Regions from separate parts of the Homo sapiens genome. Here region 1 is linked to region 2. Evidence: read pairs that join two places in POLR2A ChIA-PET (ENCODE). Cell type or tissue: PC-9. All regions are shown on one strand. Region 1 overlaps EIF3J (eukaryotic translation initiation factor 3 subunit J). Region 2 overlaps SPG11 (SPG11 vesicle trafficking associated, spatacsin).

The links. ChIA-PET counts read pairs that join two places held together with the same protein. Peaks named below come from ENCODE experiments on the same cell type or tissue, not always from the same donor. Only the 100,000 strongest peaks of a DNase experiment are listed, where the experiment ranks them.
Region 1: POLR2A ChIA-PET joins it to region 2 with 7 read pairs; 8 of 35 experiments call an interaction of 5 or more read pairs at or near these places.

The regions. Positions count from the first base shown.
Region 1 is chr15:44,539,448-44,543,447 of GRCh38, forward strand. The region is part of intron 2 of EIF3J (eukaryotic translation initiation factor 3 subunit J); the gene reads left to right. Among named protein-coding and RNA genes, the nearest start is that of EIF3J, 4.3 kb to the left of the region's middle. In PC-9, no CTCF peak of the experiment used is centred here; a DNase peak (open chromatin) is centred at 2,284; H3K27ac peaks cover 392 bases.
Region 2 is chr15:44,595,381-44,599,380 of GRCh38, forward strand. SPG11 (SPG11 vesicle trafficking associated, spatacsin) reads right to left here. Exons shown (of 40, transcript NM_025137.4): 22 at 3,251-3,456; 23 at 2,885-2,993; 24 at 1,404-1,563; 25 at 703-975; 26 at 1-79. Among named protein-coding and RNA genes, the nearest start is that of EIF3J, 60 kb to the left of the region's middle. RefSeq lists an enhancer at 819-968. In PC-9, no CTCF peak of the experiment used is centred here; no DNase peak of the experiment used is centred here.

The DNA of each region.
Region 1 (4,000 bases), 56 kb before region 2:
CCCAGGCTGGAGTGCAGTGGCACAATCTCCGCTCACTGCAAGCTCCGCCTCCCAGGTTCACTCCATTCTCCTGCCTCAGCCTCCCGAGGACTACAGGTGCCCACCACCACGCCCGGCTAATTTTTTCTATTTTTAGTAGAGACGGGGTTTCACCGTGTTAGCCAGGATGGTCTCAATCTCCTGACCTTGTGATCTGCCCGCCTTGGCCTCCCAAAGTGCTGGGATTACAGGCGTGAGCCACCACACCCGGCCCCAGTTGCTGTTTTAGTGCTAAATTTCTTTTTCTTTTTTTTTTTTTTTTTTAACTTAAAGCAATCTATCTATTCATCTAATTTTTTGAGAGAAGGTCTCACCCCGTTTCCCAGGCTGGAGTGCAGTGGCACGATCTCTGCAACCTCCGCCTCCCGGATTCAAGTGATTCTCCAGCCTCAGCCTTTCTAGTAGCTGGGATTACAGGTGTGCACCGCCGTGCCCAGCTAATTTACATATTTTTTTCTTTTTTTTTTTTTTGAGATAGAGTCTTGCTCTGTCACCCAGGCTGGAGTGCCGTGGCACGATCTTGGCTCACTGCAACCTCCGCCTCCCAGGTTCAAGCAGTTCTCTGCCTCAGCCTCCCGAGTAGCTGGGATTACAAGCGCCCACCACCACACCCAGCTAATTTTTGTATTTTTAGTAGAGACGGGGTTTCACCATCTTGGCCAGGCCGGTCTTGAACTCCTGACTTCGTGATCCACCCGCCTCGGCCTCCCAAAGTGCTGGGATTACAGACGTGAGCCACCGCGCCTGGCTATATATATATATATATATATATATATATATATTTTTTTTTTTTTTTTGTAGATACAGGGTTTCGCCATGTTACCTAGGCTGGTCTCAAACTCCTGAGGTCAAAGTGATCTTCCCGCCTCGGCCTCCCAGAGTGCTGGGATTACAGATGTGAGCCACTGCACCTGACCTATTTATTTTGAGACGGATTTGTGAGACTGGCTAATTTTTGTGTTTTTGGTAGAGGTGGAGTTTCGCCAAGTTGCCCAGGCTGGTCTCAAACTCCTGAGGTTAAAGCGATCTTCCCGCCTTGGCCTCCCAGAGTGCTGAGATTACAGGTGTGAGCCACTGCACCTGGCCTATTTATTTTGAGACAGATTTGTGAGACTGGCTAATTTTTGTGTTTTTGGTAGAGATAGAGTTTCGCCAAGTTGCCCAGGCTGGTCTCGAACTCTTGGAGTCAAGTGATCTATCCTCCTCAGCCTCCTAAAATGCTGGGATTATGGGCGTGAGCCAGCAGACTCAGCCATATCACCAAATTTCTGAATTCTTATGTTTTTGTACTTTTTATGAGGAGTTGCAGACAAGGCTTAGTTTCCGTGAGGTCTTCTGTTCATGTCAGCATCTAGTACTTAACCTTTAAAAATACAGGTTTAATGTCATTTGTAATGTCCTGGGAAATGAAAGGAAAACTGATGTTTTTGTTATTATAATTTGCTCCAGCACTTTACTCTCATTTAGTAGACTTAGTATTTTGCTGTCCTTGACTTTTCAAATAGCTGTCTGGCAGTGGCAGAAGTGGACTTAGGTGAAACTGTACAACCGTTAATATATATGGCAAGAAAAGACTATGCTTTTCCCCAGTTAAAAAGATGAGAACTCGGGAGCATAGTTTCCCATCACCCTGGCTTTATTTACCTTTTTTACTATCCTGATAGTTGTGCAGAGGTAGTGGGAAGAATTGTTCACTTGGCATATATGACTCCTTCCTCATTGCTGGTATGATATGTAGGATGTGTTGACTGAGAAGGCAGTGAGTACCTACTGGACACAAGGACAACATAACTTTTGCTCCATTTTACTAGTCTCCTAGCATTTCAGTAGAACAGTTTAGAAGCTAGATTTATTCAAAGGGTACAGAGTTTGCAGAAACTTATAGCTGTGTTCAGCCATCTCACGCATTTGCCTCTGTAACCATATAGCATTTCTTTTAAAAGATCCTGAAGAGGCTGAGGCAAGAGGATTGCGTGAGCCTAGGAGTTTGAAGCCAGCCTGGGCAACATAGCAAGACCCCAACACATTTAAAGAGAGAGCGATCCTGAAGAACAGATTTAGTTGAGCCTCTCTCGTCCTACTCATTCACTCTCTGTTAGGATCCTATTCCAATAAATAGTTTGAATCTACCAGATAGGGACAATTTTCAGGGGTTGGAAACAACTTCTAAAGAACAGGATCTGTATTTTACAGAATGTGAAATTACTAGGAAATACCCAGAAGGTGGGCATTTTGCCAGAAAATGGGTATTTTGAAGAGAGTGTGTGTATGTGTAACTTAAGAAAAATTCCAAACATGCAGTAGAGAGAAACATTTAATAAACCAGTGACCAGTCTTGTCTCCTCTGTATCCCCACTTTCCTCCTCCAACCAGATTATTTTCAAGAAAATCTCAATCATATCATTTCATACCCTGCCACTTTTATAAACTAGCAAGTTTTGAATTAGGAAGCATGTTTGTTATTGAAAAATATTTTCTTGTCATGATGGATCATTGTAAATAAACCACTTGTTTAGTGTTCAGTGTCTTGATATCGCTGAGCCAGAAATTTAAAGTAGATTGATAACTGTCCTGAATATGAGACAGGTAGGCATTGAGATGGAACTCAGCTGAGTGCTGATCCATTGTAGTATGTTAAAAGCTTAATGAATTGAATTAAATGAAGTAGAATTTACTAAGGCAGGCACCTTGGCTTCTAGGCACCCAGCATAGTTCTGAGATGGTGGAAGAACATTTTGGCTTTTAAAAAACTGAACTTTGCTGGGAAGTCTACCCTTGCCAAGATCTCGTTGCACAGTTCTGAGTTCTCTCAGAACTGCACAGCTTACAGAACACAAATTAAAGGCTTTTTTTTTCTTTCCCAGCAAGAGATTATGTTTTACCTAAACCAAATTATTTAAAGAAAAAAGGAGAAGGAGTATATGTTAGTTCCTAGGCTGTTGCTATAGGGCAAAAGAGTTTTATTGCTCGTTTGAAGCTACTTCTATTTGACAATCTATAAATACATCTTGCTTAAGTTGGAAAGCATTTTCAGCCCTAAATGTGTTCTCATTGCATGTGACATAATGTAGTTTTATATTATGAAGACAGAACCAGCTAACTACTGGCCACATTGTTAGAAATAAAAAGAAAGCAAGATATAAAGTTTTCTGCTTTGCTTCTGATACTTAGTTGTGTTCAATTAGGGAAGCAAGTTTTAAAGTTAAAAAGCAGCCATCTCTTTCATAGAAATAGCTTAAATGATGGGTGTGTATCTGCAGGGCAAGAGTATAGATAAGCAAGTAGTTTATAAACAGGCCCTATTCTAAGAAGCTAGCCATTTTAGGAGAGCAGCCTGGGTGATTCTTTTGAAGATAAATTGGATATTATAGTTGAAAGATTAATTGGCTACCAAAAATAATTGGGTAAAGGATTTAATTGGATGTTCATAGGTAGTCTCTTGAACCAAATAACCATTTAGGGCTCTTTGAAGTGAGTTGTAGACTTGCTCCCTATTTTAAGTGTTAATTTTAGCTGTTTCTCTAGGAAGCCTTTTTACATTTTATCTGAATTTGCTGCTGGAATTTACAAACTTCTAATGTTTACAAAAAATTGGGCATATTTTTTGAAGCAGCGTGGTGAACATTCTACCTTAAATCTACTTTTCAGACACTTAATTTTATAACTATGGAAACAAAAACTCTAACTTCCTGGGGAAAGCTACCTGGCCTTTTGCTTTTATAATTACATCTGTTTGGAAGTGTGACCAGTCTCTTTTTGCTGACACTTACTATGCTCCTTTCTTTAGGGGCTTAGTGCTAGTTTGGTAGTAACTTCAGGGCAGACTTGTAAGCACTTTGGGGAGAGAGTGACAGTCAAGGTTTGGATGGTCCTTTTATGAATTGAGGAGCAGATGTCATGGCTCTTCTTGGTACATGTTGATAGGAACCACTTTTTTTTTTTTTTTTTGAGATGGAGTTTC
Region 2 (4,000 bases):
GTCCCATTGCTTCAGTTGCAACATTGTCCTCCACAGAAGTGATGATCCAAACACAGAGACAAGAAATGGCACTGGCACCCTGCCACGGGATAAATAAAATAACAACTAGGCCTGGATTACCTGGCAAATGTACAAATACTACAGATGGATATTTCCTGTTTAGAATAAGTCACCCAACTTAATTAGTTAAAATGGCTTGAAAAGCCTTCAAACATGAAACAAACTAATGAGCAACCAAGGGACTGTTCTAAACTGTCCTGCAGAGTGTTGCAGGTCACAAGACCAAGAAGCAGACAGAAGGGGGTATATGCAAAAGTCAGGGAAGTACTAATCATAAGAGAGTAGGATTGCCCTCCACTGATCTGCTGATTAAAGGACTGTCTGGAATGTCCCTCTTCCCTGCTAAAGAGGGCACTAAAGAAACAGTGGTGGTCAGTCCACCAAAGCGTCTTTCTCTGTGACTGCCAACCAGAAACCAAGGCTCTGATCACTTGAGTTCACTGAATGTCAAGGCACAAGAAAGTACACCAAATGGCCCAGAGCCTAAGCTAGAGAAGCACAAAATGTTGCAGTGAACTTGGAAACACATGCTGGAACCTCACTGTCATCATCACCCCACTTCTGATTATCAGCCTTTCCTGTCCCTCATTACTTATTCTATTGTTCTCTGGGTACTTACTTCAGGCTTCTCATGATCCTCACCTGGAGACATGAGGCCAGAACACTGAGGATAGGGGCCTGTTGTTTCACTGCTTCAACCAGAAGCCAGTGCCAGGAGTCTGGCTCCTCTGAGCATTGGAGCAGAATTTCAAATAAATCGGTCATCTCTTGTTTGCTTCCTTGAAGTTCCTGGGGGCACTTATTGCAGACTTGATCGCTGTCCATTTTGGAGGTGGGCACTGAGGGCAAGTTCTCAAAAGCCAGCCTTAAGTGGTCTTGAATGACTGGGCTGAAGTACTGGATAAGGGATTTCACCTAGAAGGCATATCAGATGATTAAACAGAAACCCAACTTTCAGTTTCAGCTGGAGCTGAAAATGTTAGAGAAAAGCATAGACAAAATTATGCTTTCTCACCCTGAACTAAGTCAGAGTGACTATTATGTAATTTTACAAAGCTGTATGGTGCCTTTTAATGAATTTTCATATTCAATCTGAAGTCACAAAAGCTTTTCAGCTCTTCAGTACTAGTGCCTTGTCTGATGCCAACCCACTGAAATCTTAGGAAAAATAATAGTATCATATGAAACAAAAGCCCATGTATCCAGTACGTATCCTGGTCAAAAAAAAAAAAAAAAAAAAAAAAAAAAAAGGCCTATGTCATGTCTACACAACAGAAAGAATGCTATCTTCTAAGAAGTGTTCCTATTTCCTTTTGAGTGACTGCTAACAATTAGTGGCTTACCTCTGCTGGGTGGTAGTTGTGGAGTTGGCTGTGAATAATGAACTGCAGCCAATCATTTGCTTTGGCACATTCTCTAAGGTAAGATATGCTTAGTTTCATATTGTGTAGCCTGCAGAACTGCACCACTAATGCCCATTGGCTGCTAGATTCACTGGATAACCTATAATCAGAATTAGAGGTGGGGGTGGTCAAGAAAAAACAAAAAACTCATTAAAATATAGCTTTAGCTTGAACTGGAAAATGAGTAAAAATGATATAAATTAAAGCACAGTGTATTCTCCAACAAATACTAAATATTTATTAGGCTACTTTGAAAAAAGTAGATTCTTTTTTTTTTTTTTTTTTTTGAGACAGAGTTTCGCTCTTGTTGCCTAGGCTGGAGTACAATGGTGCGATCTCAGCTCACTGCAACCTCCGCCTCCTGGGTTCAAGCAGTTCTCCTGTCTCAGCCTCCGAGTAGCTGGGATTACAGGCATGTGCCACCACACCCGGCTAATTTTGTATTTTTACTAAAGACGGGGTTTCTCCATGTTGGTCAGGCTGGTCTTGAACTCCCAACCTCAGGTGATCCGTCCGCCTCACATTCCTGAAGTGCTGGGATTACAGGTGTGAGCCACTGTGCCTGGCCAAAAACAGTAGACTTTTTCACCCATAAGGCAGAATAGCTAGCTTAGCATACTGGCACAATTCATTCCTTCCCCAAGTCATCAATCAAGTACCTATTTATACTGGCTGTGTAGCATCCTTAGGAGAACTGAGGAAGTTGTCAGTCAAGAAACTTTCTGAGCACTTATTTCTCTTGCTCTATTCACTTTAGAGTACTCAGAGGCCTGGTGGGTGCCTGGGCCTCCTCACCAGGGGTAGGGTACATGTTCCTGCTGCAAGCAGGATTCTGCCAAGAACAGAATCAGTGATAGGATGTACAGAAAAAGGGTGCGTTCTCAGGGTCTGGAGTGGTTAGGTCAGCCCCAGTGGGGCAGCATAAAGAAGGCATGAAGTGTAAGGAGGTGCTTTTACATACGGTCACTTCAGCTTCCATTATCAACTGACATAATAAAATGAAAAAAGTAAGGACATGACTTAAAGTCAAATTTTGGAAGACCCATCCTACATCATCCTCTTCTTCATTTTTTTCCAATCCTCCAAGACATCTGAACCCACATCTTCTGGCATTTCAACATGTACCATTTAAAAGACTTCTCTGACTAGCAGGGCAGTGGAGGAGACAAAGCTGCTCTCCATCTCTTGGTAAGTCCATCTCTAAAGAGAGAATTGCTATCTTCACCCTCTTTTCACTGATGGCAAGATGCAATTAAAATCATTATTCATTTACTGAGTATCTGCTACATGCTAGATAAAGAAGAAGATAAGGTCTAGGGGGATTTAGTGAAAACACCAGAGTTGTTCAAAGAAAAACTAGGCAAACACAGGTTGGCACAATAAGCTTGTTAGAAAAGAGGCTGAGACTGCAACTCACAAACCTCTTTATTTCCTGTTGCTGAATGCTGTTCCATGTACCTTCTTCTAAGAGAACAAGCAATTCTTCTGTGGTTGTCTTTTCACCATCAGCTAGTTTAGATAGTTTTTCGGCTGTAAGAAATATAAACAACAAAATATGGTGAAGAGAAAAAGTCAAAACCTGAGCATTTCTGTTTGAATAGTGTGGCTCAGGGCCATTTCAGAACCCAATTAAAGTGCCCAAGAAAGTGAGACAAAGAACACACACTCTGCAGGAAAAGGATAAAACCAAGAAGATAACCATTTTCTCCCCAAACACTCACAATTCAATGCCTTAGACCTCGTCACACCTTCTCTAAACAAAGCAGGCCAGATAAAAGGTGCTGTACCTACAGACTCTCTGATAAAGCTGTACTGAGCATCTTCATTTCTGCACTTGTAGCTCAAAATTATATTGGCCACTTTCATATCAACTCTGAGCTTGAGGCTGTCAAGGCCAAGCAATTCTAAGAAACAAACACATGCAGCTCCTATTGAAGGTATGTGGAAGGAGGAGAGCCCTATAACATAGGCTTCATTGCCTACTTGCTGGATCCTGAAAAAGAAAGGAATCAAAATCACATCAGCACATGAAAATTATGTCTCACCAGGAAAAGCAAATGGAATTAAATCAGTGACAGAGGGAGTGCCAGCCATGTGATTTGTGGCCTCCTCTCCCTTACCTTTTGCCCCTTGCACATACCCGTTTAGGTTCCTGGTAGCTTTTCAGTTGTCTTTTGGCCCAAGAGCCCCCCGCTTCCCTTAAGCTGACTTTCTAAAACGCTTAGTCATAGTCTAAACTATTCTTGCTTCCAACTTCATCAAGACATGAAGTACAACTTCTGAAAGACTGCCAACTTGTGATCTTATCAATTATGAGTACGTATACAAACTACGAAGAATATCAATGCCACTTAAATGTAAGTTTGACATCATGAAGCACATTTAAAAAAACTCATATAGGCCTTTTATAGGAATAGAAAATTTGGGAAAGACACAAGAAATTACTATTTTTTATTTTTATTATTATTTTTTTGAGATGGAGTCTCGTTTTGTAGCCCAGACTGGAGTGCAGTGGTGTGATTCTTGGCTCACTTCAA